Linked DNA regions of Homo sapiens: region 2 is linked to region 1. A link is an interaction called in ENCODE POLR2A ChIA-PET data of the cell type or tissue named here. Cell type or tissue: A673. All regions are shown on one strand. Region 1 has its middle 2.6 kb from the start of LINC01046. Region 2 overlaps XPO4 (exportin 4).

Region 1 (5,000 bases):
GGTTAACTTTATGTCGACTCTAAGATAATGTTAGTAAATAAAAAGGCTAATTGGAATTCTCTGTATTCTGATAAGAACTTTTTATTAGTAAGTTATTTGTGCTTTAATGGGCTGCTTGTGGCATGTGGTTGAGTTGTGATGCTTTCCATTACTCATTTTTATTAACACATACAGTAAATATTAAAATAGATCTTGGGAGTGATAACATAGGTAGAAAATGATGGGTGGCTTGTCAGATACAAAATACAGCAGCATACTTACAGATGTGTTCTCATGCCATTTTCAAATTTATATTGGCTATTTTTAAACTATGTCAAGCCTTTCTCTGACTTCTGTTTTACTGTACTGCTGTTCTTGACATTCCCATCCCGCAGCCCACCAGATTGAAATTTTGGTGCAGCTTATAAAAGGTATCCCCAAAGCTAGGACTTTGACAGCCAGTGATATGTATCTTTTTTAAATGTTTCATTCAGGGTAAGCAAATGAGCAACAGCAAGGGAAAATCACATTTTAGTATTTTTCTCCCTGTTAAAGATCGTTTTGTGCTTTTTAACTAGGATACCAGAAAGCAAAGTATTTCAGTATTCCTTTTAGCAAACTACATATACTCAACCAGATTTCTAGTAGCATTTTTCTTCAATGTTTAAAAAAGTGAACTTTTTAAACTTTTACTTTCTATTCTTCTTATCCTTCTGTGATATGTGTACTTTTTGCCCTGTTTAGAATAGATAAAATATAGCTTTAATTTTTCTAAAAACATTAAAATGTTTTTCTAATGGTCTGTAATCTGTAATGTTTCTAGAATTTGGTAGAAAGTCAATTCACTAATTTAATGGATTAGTGTAGGTCAGTTCTTACTGTAAACTTTAAAAGGTATAAGAGCTCCAGGCTAGGTTGGAACTTGTCCCTAAGTCATATTTAGGGAGTTTCTGTTTTATTTTGTAAAAACATTCATCTCACATTTCCTAAAAATGAAATAAGGCAGCAAAATAAAACTCATCCAAGGACTCTGGTTACTTGGGTTTTATAGCTAACTAAGACTTTATTTTGGCTTTCCTTTCCCTTTCATGTTCTGACATGTCCCCAAACGTTTAGGACTAAGAGAATGAGAGGGGAGGCCCAGGCTGGAGAGCTCCTGGACAGGGTCTTGGGGGGGACTTGTCTTTCCTGTACCCCCTGGGATGTCACTGTGTTCCCCCTTAGGGACACCAGGAAATTTCATATGAAGGGACTTTGGTGCACCTCCCACAGGCACTGCTTTGGTTTTATGAATATCGGCTTTTCGGTGTTATGGGATCCTTCTGCTTCAAAGTGAAACTAGTTCTGAAATTTTCAAGTTCAAAAACTTCCATAGGCAAAACTTTTCATGGAAATAAAATATTTTTTTATCCTCATTAAGTAAAATTCAGACATTTGTCAAAAGCAAATATAGCTCTCAAGCCTTGTGGATTATACATTTTTGGTTCCAAAGAATGAGGAACCTCTGGTAGCCCCAGGAATGGGAGATTTTCACACTGTTGTGATTCTGAAGTCACCAACTTAACAACTAGAACCAAACAAAATCAGTGCTGTTCAGTGCCTTCTGACTGTCTGCTTACTCTCCGCTGAGTGCTGAAAAGCCCCAGCCGTGTGTTGCTTAAGGTCCAGTACATTACTGTAGAAAATAAGGTTTGTGGGTTCCTAGTGGTCTCTGTGGACTAACTAGTGGATCTGCTGGCAGCTTGGTAATTTTAGAGGAAATATGAAGTATAAGATCAATTGGAGGCTCACCGAGCCTGGCTGGCAGGTGCTACTTACCCTGCCTGGGAGTCCTGACAGTAGCCCAGGAAGGTTCTTTTAAACTCGTGACTGTATCGACTATTGGGTTATCTGCAAGGAAGAATATATGTAGCTTTTGAAGGAGGCCTTTGGCTGCTACCCCAAGCAAGCCAGCTGCGAATCACTGGCCACGTTTTAACTTTCCGTGTTGTTGCTCCTTGTGTTTGGACTGAGAAATGCATTCAGCAACTCCTCCTTCTATTAATCCTATTGTTACATCTCCAGCCTTGAGATTTGCCAAATGTTGCTCAATGAAACACTCAGAACAGCATTTAGACAAGGCTTTGTGAGACTTTGATGCGGTCTGAGAAATTACGATCTTTCCATCTGTAGATGGGGCTCCTGTTGTTTCCATGTCACAGTCAGCGGAGCTGTGATAGAGTCTGAGCAGCAGCAGCTCAGCTTTCTCCAGCGCACCTTGATGAACCAAAATGTTTTGTTTTTGTTTTAGCAGAGGCATGATCAGCACAGAACCTGTAAGCACTTGCTTGTTCTCACTCACTTCTATTCCGTATGTGCTTTTCCTGCATTCCTTTATTAGAGACCTGTTGGATATCATCATCTTGTTGCCATATTTGCTGAAAGGAATGAATGTGTCCGTGCAGTTTCCCGTTGATCCCTGTCTGGAGTTAGCAGCATGGACCTACCCCAAGCTGTGCTGGCGATGCAGGTTTCACTCATAAAAACAACTTCTCATTACCAGTTGAGGACCAGCCATTATTCCAATATTACATGGATTTGAAAAACAAATTCAGCACCTGAGAATGAAGTGGCACCAGGACCTTTCACAAGCTGCTAAGCATCTGAAAACCTTGATGCTAGTTCAGGCGTCACCACTTAGGAACACATGGCCTAAGGGGAGGCATAGACGATTGCAACTGGATCAGAGATAATGTAGATAATTCCTTACAGCCCAGGCCCACAGACTTGCTCACAGTCACTCAGAATACCCTGGAGGAAAGCCAAAACTAGAGCCCAAGTCTGTGGTCTAGTTTAGGTCTCCAGGCAGCATCGGGCTCCCTCTCGTTTCACATTTTCCAACACTCATGTCCTTGTGAGTGGAGCATGAATAATACTTTTTCTGCCTCCCCAGGAGGGGAAGGGCAAATCAGAGTGCACATGCCAGTCTACTTTGAAAACCCTGAAGCCCTACACTGCCAATGTAGAGCAGCCACGTCCTTCCGTCCGTGTGTCCATCCCCTGGTGCACATCTCGCAGGGCCCCTGGGTAGCCTCGGGGCCCCAGACAGGATGAATCTCAGGCCCTGCCATCAGGGGACTCACAGTCCAAAACAGAAGGCAGGAGTTGGACAAGCAGTGGGGTGCAGCCGCAGGAGCCCAGGGAAGAAAGCCTTGGCTACTAATTCCTTACGGCTGTGGCAAATATCATGGGATCTTAGGGACTGCCTCACAGGGAATGTGCCATTGGAACTGAACCTTGGAGAATAAGCAAGAATTCCCCCAGGTGGAGCAGGTCAGGGGCTGTTGTGGGTAGAATGAAAACATGTGGGCCTCAAAGTCATGGTGTGATTGTAGAACAGTGAACTCTCTGGGTGGTAGAAGGGCCGGGTAGCAGACCTTTGAACCAACATTGTCCTGGAGGTAATGACCAGTTTTTGAAGAAAATAGCAGCTTAATTTTATGAGAAATTTTCATTGCTTAGATTTGCCGGGGAGATGGGATTTCCTTATGGGTTGAGCCTAAATATTGCATTGGAAGGATTTTTCTCTTTTCTTTGTTTTGGCCTCGTTCCACTCTCTTATCAGGATGTGAGATCCAAGGGGACCTGCCACTGGCCAGCTCACACCATTACTCAGGAAGTCCTATGTGGTCAGTGAGCTCCAGTTTGTCCTGTGCTCCCCTAGGCGGTGGGAGTCCACAGCTATGGCCCCAGGTGGATGTCCTGAAGGAAATCAGGTGAAAAGGGGGTTCGTTCATGGAAACTACTTCAGTTTCATCCAGGACAGATCTGTGAGTGCCAACTGAATGTAAAGCCTCTGGTCACACCACTAAAGGCAGGCTTCATAGTGAAGCTGAGCTCATGACAATCCCCCCAAATCCTTCTACACCCCCACATACCCTTCCCCTACTTTATGGTTTTTAGAGACAGGGTTTTGCTCTGTTGCTCAGACTGGAGTGCAGTGGCAGTATCATAGCTCACTGTAGCTGTGACCTCCTGGACTCAAGCCATCCTCCCACTCAGCCTCCTGAGTAGCTGGGACTACAGGGATGTACCACCGCACCCAGCTAATTTTTAAACTATTTTTTGTAGAGACAGGGACTGACTATGTTGCCCAGGCTGGTCTTGAAATCCTAACCTCACGTGATCATCCTGCCTCAGCTTCACAAATCACTGAGACCCTTTCCCTTCTTAAAGGTGAATATATTAATTAACTCTAAAGCCAGGGTTGCTGGCCCTCATCTGTCTTAATGGGACACTTCCTCCATTGTTGTGAATGACAGGAAACAGGTCTTGAAGAAGCTCCATGTCTGAAACAAGGAGTTCCATGGTCATTTATGGTTGCTTCACTAATTAGAAGTCTTTTTTAATGAGGAGAACATTTTCATTTCTCCAAGGGCTTTCTTGCTTTGGGTGGGCCAGAAGGTGTGGTTGGTGGGAGGTGTGGAATGAGACCAAAGATGGGGGTGAGGCCATAAATGCTGAGAGTGGACCTCACCCTCAGGACAGTTGAGGCCTGGCAGGCGGGCCCGAGCAGAGAGGGCAGTGCCACTCATTGGCAGCTTCTCCATCCCAGCTGCACCTGCCCTCACAGCTAGTTGAAGGACAGAGAATGTGGTCTCGTTAACTCACTTGGCGATGGCTTTGTGGTTCTTGTTGCAAACTACAGGTAAATCTCCCAATTGGAGGAACTCTGATGTACACAGTGAGCTGCCTGAAGAAAATTTCCTTTGCACTCACCCTTGGAAAGCATTCTTTCCTTTAGTATAACATTCCTGGATTTAAAAAAAAAATGTTGTTTGCAAATCTTTAAAGCCTGCCTTACTGTTTTAGAAGGAAAGTTTCTAAGATCTGAAGACAATGAAATTGAGACCAGGAAGAAAATGATGGTCCCCTGTTGATATTCCAAGAGGATATGTGTGTGTGTGTGTGAGTGTGCACGTGGGGTGTGTGTGTGTATGTGTGTGTGAGTGTGCATGTGGGTGTGTGTGTATTGTGGAGGG
Region 2 (5,000 bases), 350 kb after region 1:
TCTTGGAAATGTTTATGAAAAACTCTGAAGCCTGGATTCCTCCAAGTGCCTAGGTACATAGACAACACAGGACTACTTTAATTTTATTGGCTTCAAGTTTTTTGGACAACATGGGTCCTGTTGTGATGGGCAAGAGACCTGTCATAGGCCTGCTTGTGGGTATTCATTGTCTGAAGTAATTTACGCTCTTCCATCTATTGTTAAGGTCCAGACCGGCAAGTTAATCCTTCCCTCCCTTCTCCCTTCTTTTTCTCTTCCCTGGTCCCCCTCCTTCCGGTTTGTTTTGTTTGTTTTTTAAATAGTTTACCCTTGCGCTGAGGATCCCAGCTTTATGTGGAGGGATATCTTGTTAGATCCCTACCTGAGATGGGCCCTGGCTTTAATCTCCTGTCTTCTTTATGCTAGGCAGCTGTCAAAATGGAAGTTCAGGGTCACTAGAGGTTGGCACATGTCTCCAGGGTAAACACATGAGTGCTTGCATTCATCTTTGGATCCCTGCGTTCGCTTCTGTTTTAGCTTTTGATGATTCCTTAATTTCTTGTAAGCTCAGTGATGCACTTAAAATTTTTAAGAAATTTTGTCCACCATTTTTGTCTTGTTTTAGCAGAAGAGTTGTTTAAGGTCAGCTGTACTATCGAGAATAGAAGGCCCACTTATTTAAAGAAATGCAAGGTTTTAAATGGACAGAAAAATGCATACAGTAATATAAATTACATTCATATGCCTACCTCCTAGATTAGCAAATGTTCATATAGATGTTTTGCCTACAATCTTTTAAAAATATTAAGATATCACAGATATAATTGAAGCCCCCTTTGAGTCCTGTAGACACTGTTCCCTGCCTCGTCGACCTCATTTTCCACAGAGGCCATCATGGCTTCACAGTTGCTTATCCTTCCTTCCGTGCTTTTATACTCTTCCCGCAAATGTAAATAACATACTATTGAGTTTTAAAAATTTTATATAAATGGTGTATTGTACATGTCTTGTCATTTGCCATTTTCATTCAGAATAATTTTCAGGGTTTATCTAGGTTGGTAAATATAGCTGTAGTTCAATTTTTACTGGCTTTATAAACCAATGTATGACTATACTGCAATGTATTCTCTGTTGGTGGAAATTTAAATTGTTACTTCTTCTTTTTTTTTCTATTATAATGTTGTAGGAACATCTTTGTGGCCTTTGTATGTATGTGGGAAAGGGGAGAAGTTCTCTGGGGAATAAATGTCTAGAAGGTGGTAGAAGTGGACTTGTGCATACCTTGCTGGTTGGGACTATCAACTTTTTCTAGATAAGTCTCAATTCTAAGTGATTGTTCCATTTTATATTACCATTAGCAGTTTATAATGATACCCCAAACTTCCCCAAACACTTGTTAGTTTTTTTTTGAGGTGGCATCTGGCTCTGTCACCCAGGCTGGAGTGCCATGATGCAATCTTGGCTTCAAGTGATTCTCCCAACTTAGCTTCTTGAGTAGCTGGGACTGCAGGTGCGTGCTACCACGACTGGCTAATTTTTGTATTTTTAGTAGAGACAGAGATTTGCCATGTTACCCAGGCTGGTCTTGAGCTCCTGACCTCAAGCCATCTACCTGCCTTGGCCTCCCAAAGTGCTGGCATGAGCCACCATGCCCATCCCCAAACACTTGTTTTTGCACTTAATTTTTATCTAGCCAATGAGTCAGAAATGATAGTTCCTTGTTTTAATTTGCATTTCCATGTGTTACTAGTGAGGTTGAGTGTGTTGTCATGTTTAATATCCATTTTTACTTTCTACTCTGGATTGTCTAGCCTATTGTTCATTGGCAACATTTCTGTTGCATATTTGTTTGGATTAGGTTTGGCAGCATGTAACAAAAAACTAAAATTACAGTGTTTTTTAAAAAGATAGGTTTAGTTTTTCTCACATAAAAAGTATGGAGATAGATAGATATATATGTATATGAATGGTTTAGTGGCTGTAGGATGTCATCAGGGGCTTACAATTCTTCTGTTTTTCTGTTTTACTATTCTTAGAGGATATCTTCAATCTTTTAAGTCTTCTCATGGTCCCAGATGATTAGTAGAACTACAGCTATCATGTCTACTTCTGGGGAACAGGAAAGAAGAGTGTTTCTAGCTGAGTCATCTCCCTTTAGGGAATCCCACCTGAAACTTTGCTAATATCTTATTGGCCAGACTTAATCCCATAGATCCTCCTAGCTAGAAATGGGTCCAGGAAATGTCATTTTAGGTGGGTGGGTGCATTGCTGCTGAGCAAATAAAATTAGGGTCTTGTTACTAAGGAAGGAGAGAAGAGTGAAGGCATAGTTGTCAGTTTCTGCTATAAATTGTCTTTTACTTACTTTTGTGAATGTTGTTATGTTCTGGATATTAATCCTTTGTTAATTATGTCCAGTGCAATTATTGCCTTCTTGAGAGGGGAAGCCAGCTGGACTTCCTGGGTCGAGTGGGGGCACTTGGGGATCTTTTCTGTGTCTAGCTAAAGGATTGTAAATGCACCAATCAGCACTCTGTAAAAACGCACCAATCAGCACTCTGTGTCTAGCTAAAGGATTATATATGCACCAATCAGCACTCTGTAAAATGGACCAATCAGCAGGATGTGGGCATGGACAAATAAGGGAATAAAAGCTGGCCACCCCAGCCAGCAGCGGCAACCTGCTTGGGTCCCCTTACACGATGTGGAAGTTTTGTTCTTTCTTTCTTCACAATATATCTTGCTGCTGCTCACTCTTTGGGTTCGCACCACCTTTAAGAGCTGGAACACTCACCCTGAGGACCAGGAACCCACCAGAAAGAATAAGTTCTGGACACATTCTCATCTGTGACTAGTCTTTCACTTTACTTAATGGTGCCTTTAAATTTAGGAGGTTATGATTTTAATATAGTTCAATTTACTAATTTTTAAAAAGAATTTTTGCTTTTTATTAAGAAATTCTTCCCTACTTTGACATCATACTTTCCTATGTTTTCTTCCTATTAAAGTTTTGCTTTTCATTTTTAAATCTTAAGTTCACCTGGAATTTATTATTATGTACAATATGAGTAACTGTCTACTTTTATGTTTTTCCTTAGAAATTGCCAGTTGTTCCAGCACTATTTAAACAGACTATACAGTCTATTTTTTTTCTCATTGATTTGTCATATGTCATAGGTTTGTTGCTGGGAATTTTCCCCATTCCATTGTTTTTTCTGCTCTAATACCGTTTTTCAAAATTACTATTATGTCTTCATACGTGTTTAGATTTAGTTGGGTATTACCCCCTTCTTATTCTTTTTTTTTTTTTTTTTTTTCCGAGATGGAGTTTTGCTTTCATTGTCCAGGCTAGAGTGCAATGGCGCAATCTTGGCTCACTGCAACCTCTGCCTTCCGGATTCAAGTGATTCTCCTGTCTCAGCCTCCCAAGTAGCTGGGTTTACAGGCATGTGCCACCACCCAGCTATTTTTTTTTTTTTTTTTTTTTTGTATTTAGTAGAGATGGGGTTTCACTATGTTGGTCAGGCTGGTCTCAAACTCCTGATCTCAGGTGATCCACCTGCCTCGGCCTCCCAAAGTGCTGGGATTACAGGCGTGAGCCACCTCGCCTAGCCTCTTTTTTTTAAATTAATTTGACCCTTTTGTGCCTTTACCCTTACATGAGTTAGGATTATCTTGTCATATAAACCCTATTGGGATTTTAATTGGAATCGTATTACTTGTTATAGATTAATTTTGGGAGACCTGTATGCTAGTGCAGTTCTCCTATCAATTATGAGATGAATTCATTAGCAGCATTTTGCAGGTTTCCCAACTAGTGTGCTACAGAAATGGGATTAGAAACCAGGTCTTTCTGGTTCTGTAGCCCTGAGATTGTGTAAAGGGGTTTTTGAGATAGGGCAGGCCTGTTTGTAAACAGAAGGGACCACTGCTAAGGACAACTTTTAAGATAAGAAGGAAAGGAAAGACAAAGAAGGAACCGAGGCTTTATGTGAGAGAGGAGGACATAGATTTAAGAGGCAGTTATGGAGGAGGGAATATTTTGCAAGAAATTGGAGAAGGTGATAGAGGAAGAACATTGGGAGGAAAAGAGACTTTAAAACGGAAGATATGTAAAGGAGCTTATACTAGAAGACTCTTTTTGAAAGGACATCTTTCAAATTTGAAAGGGTAGCTTTGCTAGGGAGACAGGGATTAGGGCAGTGACTCTCAAATTTGTTTTGCTAGAAAGGCCCAAAACCTGAAATTTATAGTACTCTTTGTGGAATATTATGAAATATTGTTATGGCAAATTTAATTTAACAAAATGTTTCATTTTGTGTTAATGGATTTAAATTTAGATAGGATCACTGGTAACCTCCAAAAAGTAAGGAAAGATTATGGAGGGAAAACTGAAAGTTGAGCAAATTTTTATCACTAACTTAAAATTTTTAGTGAATGAGTCAAAGACTACCAGTATTTATGTTTTTGGTTGGTACATCTATCGTTTTCTAATTAGACTATTAAACCATCTGTCTTAGTCAATTTTCTGCTGCAATAACAGAATACTACAAACTGGGTAATTTATAAAGAACAGAATTTTTTTTTTGAGACGGAGTCTCACTTTGTCCCCCAGGCTGGAGTGCTGTGCTGCGATCTTGGCTCACTGCTACCTCCACCTCCTGGGTTTCAAGCAATTCTCCTGCCTCAGCCTCCTGAGTAGCTGGGATTATAGGCACCTGCCATCATGCCCGGCTAATTTTTGTATTTTTAGTAGAGATGGGATTTCACCATGTTGGTCAGGCTGGTCTCGAACTCCTGACCTCAGGTGATCACCCGCCTCGGCCTCCCAAAGTGCTAGGATTACAGGCGTGAGCCACCGCACCCAGCCAAGAACAGAAGTTGATTTGGTTCATGGTTCTGGAGCTGGGAAGTCCAAGAGCATGGTGCCGGCATCTGATGAGGGCCTTCTAGCCGTGTTATCCTGTTGCAGAAGGACAAGTGAGCCATGAGCAAGAAAGAGAGAGAGAAAGAGAAATAGG

What was found. ChIA-PET counts read pairs that join two places held together with the same protein. Peaks named below come from ENCODE experiments on the same cell type or tissue, not always from the same donor. Only the 100,000 strongest peaks of a DNase experiment are listed, where the experiment ranks them.
Region 2: POLR2A ChIA-PET joins it to region 1 with 5 read pairs; 1 of 35 experiments calls an interaction of 5 or more read pairs at or near these places.

Annotation. Positions count from the first base shown.
Region 1 is chr13:21,229,424-21,234,423 of GRCh38, reverse strand. No RefSeq gene overlaps it. Among named protein-coding and RNA genes, the nearest start is that of LINC01046, 2.6 kb to the left of the region's middle. In A673, a CTCF peak has its summit at 2,089; DNase peaks (open chromatin) are centred at 2,023 and 2,743; H3K4me3 peaks cover 896 bases; H3K27ac peaks cover 3,398 bases.
Region 2 is chr13:20,874,561-20,879,560 of GRCh38, reverse strand. All of the region lies in intron 1 of XPO4 (exportin 4), which reads left to right. Among named protein-coding and RNA genes, the nearest start is that of XPO4, 26 kb to the left of the region's middle. In A673, no CTCF peak of the experiment used is centred here; no DNase peak of the experiment used is centred here; H3K27ac peaks cover 702 bases.